Linked DNA regions of Homo sapiens: regions 2 and 3 are each linked to region 1. The links are chromatin contacts, found by Hi-C in ENCODE. All regions are on one chromosome and are shown on one strand. Each heading gives the region's core, a stretch centred on a gene start or an enhancer-like site at or near the end of the contact. The rest is flanking DNA. Distances are from core to core; before and after follow the strand shown.

Region 1 (3,423 bases), core at 844-3,343:
GGTCCCTGAAGATCCACTGAGGCTGAAGTATTAACTGGGTCATCCATGGCACGAGTTAAAATAGACTATGAAACATGTGACAAAGTTATGTGTGAAGGACCAAACTAAAAGTTGACAGATAGTGAAAAGGAATTGAGTGGAAAAAGCAAGACTGCTGAGACCTCAAAGAAGGAGAGATTTTGTTTGAAGGTGGAAAACTAATGCTTTGGGGACAGCATTTAAAAGCTGAGTGAACAATAACTTCCCCCTTCCAACATTGAGACAAAGGATGGGGAAGGAGGAGGATGTGGGAGAATAAGCAGCCCCCACTTGAAAAACTGCCAGAGAAACGTTGTCCTTGGGATAGTGCCAGGTTTCAGTTAAGGCCAGGAGGGAAGGAACATTATGTGAAGACGAACAGGGGTTCCAGAACGCAGAGTGAAAAGGGGTGGGAGGAAAGCTGTGGGAGGATGAGCCAGGACGGAAAGTACAGAACAATATGGGAATGAGATTATGAAGACAGGATGCCCGAAAGGCTTGCAGTTTGGTCACCTCAAGGAAGCTAGGGATGAGAGTTATGGAAACAATTAATGGCTAAAAGGTTTGAATCAGAACTTTGGAACAAAGCAGTTTTGGTACTGGTTTCCGTCCAAATGTTCTGTTAGTCTGATTTCTCTCTACCTTCTTAGATATTTTAATTAGAGAAACAGCAGATTCTTACCCAGTGAGACCAGGTTTCCATAATTCTCCATCATGACATCTTTATACAGGCTTCTCTGAGCTGGGTCCAGATAATCCCACTCCTCCTGGGTAAAAAACACAGCCACATCCTCAAATGTCAGCAACCCCTGAAATAGTATGATTTCTGTAGTCAGTTCCTGTTGTCTCAAGGACAATTCTACCACTAAAAGTGACAGAGGCAATCACTTATTGTGGCCAAGTAGGCTAGGAGGAACATGATAACTGAAAGTTCCATATGTTGCCCAATTCTGGGAACGAACTGTAACTGACAGACATCTCAGACTAGAAAGGACCTACGGATAAGGCTTTTCTGATTTATTATGCCCTGAGAGTTTAATTTTAGTAAACTGCCCCAAGGCCTCTCCAAGCTTCCCTCACCTCATTGCCTACTTCAATTTTCCATTTGCACTGGCTTGTGACTCTATTCAATTCAATTCCTTGAGGTTCTCTAAGCGTGTACCTTGGGGTCCAGGCACTGTGCCAGGAACAGAAGACACAAGGGAAGGTCAAAAATGGTGCTTCACCTGGAGAACTCACAAATGAGAGAGCTAGTCTGGAGCATTACTTATTTTCTCAGGCCGATTTATCAAGTCTCTCTAGAAAAAGAAAAAAAAAAAGGGAGCCAGTGGGCAGTTTGTTCGCGAACCGCACCCCAATGCACTAGTGGGGAGTTCCTTGCAAGGCGCTGGCCCTAAAGAGGCGGTCAGGAGGTTGGTGGGGGGCCTGGGGGAGAAAGCAGTGGTGCGGCCTAGCTGGGGTAGCGGCGAGACAACCGGGATCCCCGGGGGGGTGCTTACTTACCTTCGACTCCGGCGGGGGGCTCGGGGAAGCCATCTCCCAGGCAGAGAATAGGGGCAGGAATTGGGGGCGGCCTCACGGAAAGGAGCCTCTGGTGAGGCCTACCCGGCTGCTGGAAATTAGGCTCGACGAATACGAGGATCCCTGGCTGGGTCTGGCCAGTGCCTGCCTCGGCCCCCAGACGGTCACGACCCCAACAGCATATCAGACGCGATCCCTGGCTGTCCCCCAACCCCGAACCCCAACCCCTACTCCTGCCTGGTTACGCAGCCTTTCAGGCCTCGCTAGAGCCTCCTCCCCGCTGCCAGTTCCTCCTCCTTGCAGCCAAGTAACGCTATGACCGCCCGCCCCCGGACCAGAAGGCGTCACCCAGATTCTTCCCGAGGCCCCCTCAACTACAACTCCCGTCATGCTCGGAAAGAGCGCCGCGGTCCAGACGCCGCCAGCAACAGCTACTGGACTACATTTCCCAGCGTGCAAAGGGCGAGGGAGCCTACAGGAAAAAGAAAGCTCTTGCCACTGGGATTGTATCCGATTGGCTGGTCTGGGCGCGTCACTGCTGGCTGAAGGCTGCGCTCAGGCCCGTGGATCTCATCGAAGATGGCGGCGCGATCTGTGTCGGGCATTACCAGAAGAGTCTTCATGTGGACAGTCTCAGGGACACCATGTAGAGAATTTTGGTCTCGATTCAGGTAAAGCTTTATGGTGGACGGTGGGTCATGTTCAAGGAAAGTTAAGGAGGATTAGGGACGAATTCAAAATAGAGTGTTACGCCATCGTGGTCCCGCGCCTGATCAGAGCAAGGACAAGGAGGTCCGGTTAGGGTCCCGAGTTGAGAAGCACTCATTGAGTGGTGGGACCCAGTCTCTTCCACTCTCGGCCTTAGTTTTCTCATTTTATAACGGAAATACCACCCCCTTTCCTTTTCACTTCACTCATTCATTTATTTATTAAGCAAGCAGGATTAACCTCGTGTGCGAGACACCGAGTGTGTTGTCTGCAAACACATGAAAGCGCTTGGTAAACTAAACTCATTTGCCGGCTGTGTTTCTTCACAAGCAAGGTTCAGTAATGAAGTACTGCCTCCTCCTTTTGTTTGTTCATTCATTCAGTCATTCAACAGATTTCTTAGGGCCAGCATTACTCTAAGCGCCTAGGATACAGCAGGAAAAACAAAATCCATTCTCATCCTCGAGGTACTCCAACATATGAGGAAACAGGCCCACAGGAGGGAAGTGATTTTCCCAAAGTCACAAAGCAAGTTAATTGCAAAGCTGGATCTAGAACATATGTCTCCTAACTCCCCATCTACTGCTTTTTCTGCTGCACGGCTGCACCATGTGTAATTGTTTGAAGGTAAATCTAATTTGACTTAGATAGTGTTTAGGAAATCAAAACGTATGGTAGGAACCCTAGGGAGCAATGTATGCTCTCTTAGGTTTAAAACAAAAACCACTACAATTAGGAAAGATCTTTTTCATCAGTTCAGATATTAGCTTTCCCTCTTCTTTGGTCAATATTTGTTATTATCTCTCAAATCTCTTCCAAGTTTGTTTTATTCATTCACTCAACAAATATTTTTTAGGCTGTTTACTATATGCCAGGCTATATCTTAGGTGTTGTAAGAATACAGTGGTTACTAAAACAGACCAAATTTTTGTTCTCGTAGGGCATATGTTCTAATGGAGGAAGAAATGAACAAATGTGTAATGTAATTTCAGAAAGTGGTAAATTATGAAGAAAACTAGAGGAAATAGATTACTGAGAATGATGATTATATTTTCTTTACTATTTTAAAAATTTTATATATTTAAGATATACAACTTGATGTTGATTATTAGTCAAGATAATTATCATATTCATCTCTTCACATACTTTCTGTTTTGTTTTGTTTTAGAGAAAGGA
Region 2 (3,598 bases), core at 1,054-3,553, 3.1 Mb after region 1:
CACCACTTGAGTTTTTCTGGTATACGTAATATATTTATAATTATTCTTTCAAATATTTATCATTGCCTAGCTACAAAACCTAGAACAAATAAGGTATGCTGTTTGTTTTATTAAGAGGTTTTAAAAATCAGGAATGGGGCCAGGCACTGTGGCTCATGCCTGTAATCCCAGCACTTTGGGAGGCCAAGGCCGGTGGATCACAAGGTCAGGAGATCCAGACCATCCTAGCCAACATGGTGAAACCCCGTCTCAACTAAAAATACAAAAATTAGCTGGGTATGGTGACGCGTGTATGTAATCCCAGCTACTCGGGAGGCTGAGGCAGGAGAATGGGAATTGGAGAGCATGCCACTGCACTCCAGCTTGGGCGACAGAGCGAGACTCTGTATCAAAAAAAAAAAAAAAAAAAAAAATTAAAAAAAAAGAAAAGAAAAGAAACTGGCTGGGTGCGGTGGCAGGAGAATCGCTTGAATCCGGGAGGCGGAGGTCACGGTGAGCCGAGATCGCGCCATTGCACTCCAGCCTGCGCAACAAGAGCGAAACTCTGTCTCGAAAAGAAAAGAAATATTTTGTCCCACATTCTGTACTAAGAGCTTCACACATATTATTTTATTTAATTATCAAAACAACTCTAAGGGTAGACAGGTGTAGATCCAGGTTTTGTGGGGACTGGAATTAAACAGCATTAAGGGCCTTCTGATTTTTAAAAAATTACAAAATTATGAACACAAAATTAGGTATGACGATGGTTATTTAGAATGAGAAAATAAATTGTAAATTATAACAAATGAAGAGCTCTCTGGCATTTAGGAGAAATGCTCCCTGGTTGCAACTCCCCACCTGTTAGACTACAAATCCCAGCGACCCATGCAAGTGAACATAAATTTCATTAGCTTCACCGTAAAGTTGTCTGGCGGCGGGTCGGGGGTGGGTAGGAAGAAGTGTTATCTCCATTTTTAGGTTGAGCAAATCACTCAGTATTGCAGAGTGGGAATCTGAAAATTATGCAAATAGACTCTAGAGCCCTCGCCTTTACCCCCACCCTGCTTCTTGTCAATATCACTGAGTGTGCATGAGGGTCTCGTTAACGACGGCTGAGGGGGAGACGATGAAGTAAGAGGAAAGGCTGAACAAAGGGCAAGAGAAAGGCAGAAAGAAGCTCCTAAAGAAAGCTGGACGCAATTGGGCTCCGCAACCCTAATGGAGAAATGCGCCTTAGGAGGGAAGGGGAGAAGTTTAAGGGGAAACAGGTAAAATGAGGCAGAAGTTGAGCAAGTTAGTCAAACCCTAAATTCTTTTACTTATTTACAAAACAGCCTGGCGCGGTGGCTCTCGCCTGTAATTCCAGCACTTTAGGAGGCCGAGGCAGGAGAATCGCTTGAGGCCAGGAGTTCAAGACCCCCCTCTCTGCAAAAAACAATTTAAAAATTAGCCGGGTGTGGTGGTGCGCAGTTGCGGTCTCAGCTACTCGGGAGACTGAGGCGGGAGGATGGCTTGAGACCGGGAGGCGGAGACTGCAGTGAGCTCTGATCGCGCCACTGCACTCCAGCCTGGGTGACAGAGCCAGACCGTCTCTAAAAATAATAATAGCAATAACAAAATAAAAATAAATGTACTGCACCCAACTATGACCCAGGAGTGGCATGGGTTTCCGCAGCGCAGCGGCCGCGCCTGGGCGCCCCAAGCAACACAACCAGCGCTGTCAGGAGGCGAATAGGAGCCAGGACAGAGAGCTGGGGAGGCCACTGCTGTCAGGCGAGGGATAAGAAGGCCGTCCGCGGCGTCACTGACGGGGCTGAAGGAACACCAGGAGAAGAGTGGCAGACAGCTCCGGAGCCGCGCTGCCCGGGCGACGCCGGAAGATGGGCCTCCCAGCGGTCTTCCTTTCAGCCAATGGCCGCGAGATGCGCCGTCCGAGGGTGCCCCGCGCGGCACAGGGAGGGAACAAGCAGCCCATCGGGTGCAAGAAAGCACTATCTTTCTAGGTGACTATGCGAACTACCAGGGAAGTGTAGCTAGGGACAGGCTTCTCTGCCCGCGGTTAACCTAACTCAGTGCCACCACGCCTTTAACCTGAAGCCAGGGAGCACGGCTGCCCTCAGTAAAGATGGCTGACTGGCGCGGAGAAAAAGCCGGAAGCAGCTGGGCTTTGCAGGGAGCCGACTGAGCGCTGCGGGGGCGTGGCCTGGCGGTGGAGGGGCGTGGCCAGCCGCCGTAACCTGGGTTTGCGATCTTTGAGGCGCGCGCACCGCACCCGGTCCCGACTCTGTGGCTTCCTGGGGGCGGGTTCGCCGTCGGCCCCGCCCCCGCCCAGGTGTCTCCCTTTGGGAAGCTGCCCGCCGAGTCTCCGAGATTTGTCCCTGGTGGTCCCGCGGACCCCTCGTCCCTCCGCAGTCTCCGGCTGGCAGCGATGGAGGGCGCTGGGGAGAACGCCCCGGAGTCCAGCTCCTCTGCCCCTGGGTCCGAAGAGTCTGCCAGGGATCCACAGGTGCCGCCTCCGGAGGAAGAATCGGGGGACTGCGCCCGGTCCCTGGAGGCGGTCCCCAAGAAACTCTGTGGGTATTTAAGTAAGTTCGGCGGCAAAGGGCCCATCCGGGGCTGGAAATCCCGCTGGTTCTTCTACGACGAAAGGAAATGTCAGCTGTATTACTCGCGGACCGCTCAGGATGCCAATCCCTTGGACAGCATCGACCTCTCCAGTGCAGTGTTTGACTGTAAGGCGGACGCTGAGGAGGGGATCTTCGAAATCAAGACTCCCAGCCGGGTTATTACCCTGAAGGTAAATTCCTGCAACGACTTTCTCCTTTCCAGCGGCGTGAGGTCCCCTTTTCGCAGGGCAAGGCTGGGCGCGAGTGTGAGGTGGACACAGTAAATTTGGAGTGTCGGTGACGACAGTTCCAAGAACTTTGTGCTTTGCAAAGTGCATTCCCACCCATTTCCTCATTGGGTTCCCACAAGGCAGGGAAGACAGACCCATTTTACGGATCAAGAAACTGAGTCAGAGGGAGATGAAAGGACTGGCTCGAGGTCCATGCGTCTAGAGAGTAGGGTAGCTTGGAATCCCATAGTCTTTCTACCTCTCAGTGCTGAATCAAAACTTTTACTTTTGGGTGTGCCTGACAGTGCAGTTACCTTAACTTTCTTACCTGGGACCTAAGTAAGTCAAAATATGGTCTTTGCAATCCTCTCTCAAGGCCAGGATTCTGATTCCCGTTTCTTGATATTTTGGCCAAGGTCAGTGAATGCTGAGAAGAGACTGGCAGGGATTAGGAAAATAAACACTTAGGTTTCACTGATCAGCCTAGATTGTTCATCTAGGCATGCTTAAACCTGTTTTCCTATCAGCAGCAAGGGGTAGGTTTTATCATCATGTGTAACTGAGAAAGCCTAAAGCAGTAGAAAGGCCACATTCTTTGAAATCAGACGGGCTTGGATTCAAATTGTACATTTGCTACTTACTAGCTGTGTGACCCTGGACAAGTTACTTAACCTCTCAGAACCTAGGTGGTTTGTAAGCATTTGACACATCACAGGCATGTACAAATTGTTGAATTAATTGCATCACCTAGAATACAGCCTGGTACCTAGTGGAGTACTT
Region 3 (3,655 bases), core at 408-2,907, 3.5 Mb before region 1:
GCCACTGCGCCCAGCTCAGATCCATCCCTTTCTAAGGGCAAACAGTCCATGGTGCAAAGGGGCCATGCCACCCAGAGTTATGAGTACCTGGGACTCCAGAATTCCTTGCCTGGTGGCCTCCACATGCACTTCCAGGGCCTGCTTGGGCCTCTTCTATGGGTCTGTCCTGAGTGTTGATAGAACCACTGATGTGAGTACCTGGGCTTGAGCCGTGGCCTGGAGATCCTGTTGACTGTAGCATGGAGGGGGCTTGTGCAGCTGAATGTCTGTATGCAGGTGGTGGGAGTTCTGGAATATGATGGAGCTGGAGGTGGGAAGAGAAGTAGGCTTGGGGCAGCTCTCTCATGCCACCTCATTCTGGCCAAAACTCAGGTCAAACTGTGAAGAGTCTAAATGTGAATCTGCCCTTCAAGGTGGCTACAAAGGTATCTTTGTCAAGGTAGGAGACCTTGTGGCCTCCACGTGCACTTCCAGGGCCTGCTTGGGCCTCTTCTACGGGTCTGTCCTGAGTCTTCTATGAATCTGCCCTTCAGGGCAGATTCATATTTAGACTCTTCACAGTTTGACCTGAGTTTTGGCCAGAATAAGGTGACATTTAGTTTGTTGGCTTGATGGATGACTTAAATATTTAGACATATGGTGTGTAGGCCTGCATTCCTACTCTTGCCTTTTTTTTTGCCCCTCCAGTGTTTTGGGTAGTTTTGCTCCCCTACAGCCAAAGGCAAACAGATAAGTTGGAGGTCTGGAGTGGCTACATAATTTTACACGACTGCAATTCTCTGGCTGCACTTCACAAATGTATACAAACTAAATACAAGTCCTGTGTTTTTATCACAGGGAGGCTGATCAATATAATGAAATTAAAAGGGGGCTGGTCCATATTGTTCTGTGTTTTTGTTTGTTTGTTTCTTTTTTTGTTTTTGTGGCCTCCTTCCTCTCAATTTATGAAGAGAAGCAGTAAGATGTTCCTCTCGGGTCCTCTGAGGGACCTGGGGAGCTCAGGCTGGGAATCTCCAAGGCAGTAGGTCGCCTATCAAAAATCAAAGTCCAGGTTTGTGGGGGGAAAACAAAAGCAGCCCATTACCCAGAGGACTGTCCGCCTTCCCCTCACCCCAGCCTAGGCCTTTGAAAGGAAACAAAAGACAAGACAAAATGATTGGCGTCCTGAGGGAGATTCAGCCTAGAGCTCTCTCTCCCCCAATCCCTCCCTCCGGCTGAGGAAACTAACAAAGGAAAAAAAAATTGCGGAAAGCAGGATTTAGAGGAAGCAAATTCCACTGGTGCCCTTGGCTGCCGGGAACGTGGACTAGAGAGTCTGCGGCGCAGCCCCGAGCCCAGCGCTTCCCGCGCGTCTTAGGCCGGCGGGCCCGGGCGGGGGAAGGGGACGCAGACCGCGGACCCTAAGACACCTGCTGTACCCTCCACCCCCACCCCACCCACCTCCCCCCAACTCCCTAGATGTGTCGTGGGCGGCTGAACGTCGCCCGTTTAAGGGGCGGGCCCCGGCTCCACGTGCTTTCTGCTGAGTGACTGAACTACATAAACAGAGGCCGGGAACGGGGCGGGGAGGAGGGAGAGCACAGGCTTTGACCGATAGTAACCTCTGCGCTCGGTGCAGCCGAATCTATAAAAGGAACTAGTCCCGGCAAAAACCCCGTAATTGCGAGCGAGAGTGAGTGGGGCCGGGACCCGCAGAGCCGAGCCGACCCTTCTCTCCCGGGCTGCGGCAGGGCAGGGCGGGGAGCTCCGCGCACCAACAGAGCCGGTTCTCAGGGCGCTTTGCTCCTTGTTTTTTCCCCGGTTCTGTTTTCTCCCCTTCTCCGGAAGGCTTGTCAAGGGGTAGGAGAAAGAGACGCAAACACAAAAGTGGAAAACAGGTAAGAGGCTCTCCAGTGACTTACTTGGGCGTTATTGTTTTGTTTCGAGGCCAAGGAGGCTTCGGGAAGTGCTCGGTTTCGGGGACTTTGATCCGGAGCCCCACATCCCCACCACTTGCAACTCAGATGGGACCGGAGGCGGTGTTAAATGGGGAGACGATGTCCTAGTACGAGCTCTGGTGACCCCAGGACTCTGCGCTGCTGCGCTTGGGGCTTGCCCGACGGTGGAGACCGGGGAGCATCTCTGGGCGTGGAGACCCGGGCGCAGTACCCCGGGCTCAGAGGGGTCGGGGGTTCCCGGGCGTGCTGAGGGCGCTGCTGCCGGGTGGGGAGAGCTGCAGGTCCGGCACCGAGCGCTGCTTTGTTCGGAGGGCCCTGAGCTGGCTAGAAACCCTTCTGGTTGCAGGTCGGCCAGTACCTACGGAGACAAATGCCAGCACTGAGTCTTCACTCGGTTCTTAAGAAGCTGGTCTGTTCTGACCTGGGAATTGGCTATATGCTCCCCGGGACTGGAGCGGCACAGTCCCGGACTGTGAATCCGGGAACTCGAGTTGGAGGTGTCCCAAACGGTCCGTGGTGCTATTGCTCACTAGAGGCCTTGGGTCTTTGTTTGACCTGAGGGGTAGGGAGGTCCTGCCTACAGTCTCCGTGCGCTCAGCTGAGCTGGTGTCCCTGGCGCAGAGCGCGGACGAGTTTTGTTTCCTTTTCTTTTTCTTTTTTTTCTTTCCTTTAAGTCTCGGTCTGTCGCCCAGGCTGGAGTGCAATGGAACGATCTCCGCTCACTGCAACCTCCGCCTCCCGGGTTCAAGCGATTCTCCTGCCTCAGCCTCCTGAGTAGCTGGGATTACAGGCGCGTCACCACATCCAGCTAATTTTTGTATTTTTAGTAGAGACGGGGTTTCAACTTGTTGGCCAGGCTGGTCTCGAACCCTCGACCTCAGGTGATCCACCGGCCTCGGCCTCCCCAAGTGCTGGGATTATAGGCGTGAGCCACCGCGCGCGGCCGAGTTTTGTTTCTTTTAAAAACAAGACTTAGGAGAGCCTGCGGAGACCCGGAGGTGGGGTGCCCAATCCTCCCTCTCCCACGTTCCCTGCAGCCCCATCTTCCAGACCGTTGCTGCTGGTCTCTCGGGGCAGCTTCTGCCTGGGCGCAGATGGGGAAGCTGGGCCGAGGTGGTGCCGTGGAATGACCGGGAGTAACCCCGGCGGGCGGCGCAGAACTCGGAGCTCCGCCGCGGGGCTGGGCTGGGCTCTGCCGTGAGGGTGGGGGTGCTGGGCGCGCGGGCTGCGGTGGCCCCCGGAGACTGGCCCGCAGCGCCTCCTGGCCGGAGGACCTAGGAATCGGCCGGCTCTACTAGGTGTCTTTGCTCGCGGTTCCGACTGTGAATCCGGTGAAGACCGGTGGTTGCAGACGGGGAGGAACTATGAGGTTGAGGCGAAAGCCCGTTTTGTTTTTTTTTTTTTGTTTTTTTGGTTTTTTTTTTTGTTAGCGTGTTTGCCAACTCCCAGGCCATTGGTAAAGCAGGAAGGTTCTTGGGGCGGCGGACGGTGCCAGGGTTATGTGTAGGTGCCTCTTTAGGTATATCTTTTATCAAAAAGAAGCAAAGAAATAAGATTAAAAATAAACAAAGAAAAAAGTTGTCTGGCACTGGCAGTAATTGGCCTGCCTTTGCAGCACTGATACCATTAGCTTTTAAAATCCGACTTTTCATTGACACTTCAAGAAGAGAATGGGTAGTATATACACATTCATCTCATAGTGGACAAATTTCATATTT

What was found. A loop is a pair of places that touch in the nucleus more often than their neighbours do. Pooled maps may share reads with other maps.
Region 2: a loop to region 1 is called in a map of CD8-positive, alpha-beta T cell, with 13 times the contacts of the local background. The contact joins the promoter of TBC1D2 here to the promoter of MRPL50 in region 1. A Hi-C loop is called at or near these places in 2 of 168 maps with a recorded cell type or tissue (CD8-positive, alpha-beta T cell and naive thymus-derived CD4-positive, alpha-beta T cell), 1 of 37 single-sample maps with no recorded cell type and 14 of 50 pooled maps.
Region 3: a pooled map shows a loop between it and region 1 (10-fold over the local background). The contact joins the promoter of ABCA1 here to the promoter of MRPL50 in region 1. A Hi-C loop is called at or near these places in 6 of 50 pooled maps.

The regions. Positions count from the first base shown.
Region 1 is chr9:101,397,288-101,400,710 of GRCh38, reverse strand. MRPL50 (mitochondrial ribosomal protein L50) reads left to right here and starts at 2,093. Exons shown (of 2, transcript NM_019051.3): 1 at 2,093-2,210. The coding sequence starts at 2,119. It overlaps ZNF189 (zinc finger protein 189), which reads right to left and starts at 1,860. Exons shown (of 3, transcript NM_003452.4): 1 at 1,522-1,860; 2 at 701-827. The coding sequence starts at 1,554. RefSeq lists enhancers at 1,860-2,389, 1,922-2,450, 2,451-2,980.
Region 2 is chr9:98,254,354-98,257,951 of GRCh38, reverse strand. TBC1D2 (TBC1 domain family member 2) reads left to right here and starts at 2,303. Exons shown (of 13, transcript NM_001267571.2): 1 at 2,303-2,779. The coding sequence starts at 2,411. RefSeq lists an enhancer at 1,579-2,068 and a silencer at 2,239-2,288.
Region 3 is chr9:104,926,157-104,929,811 of GRCh38, reverse strand. It overlaps ABCA1 (ATP binding cassette subfamily A member 1), which reads left to right and starts at 1,657. Exons shown (of 50, transcript NM_005502.4): 1 at 1,657-1,877. LOC105376196 (a long non-coding RNA gene) reads right to left here and starts at 3,023. Exons shown (of 3, transcript NR_188620.1): 1 at 1,902-3,023; 2 at 88-304. RefSeq lists silencers at 1,498-1,687, 3,024-3,263 and enhancers at 1,888-1,967, 2,288-2,347.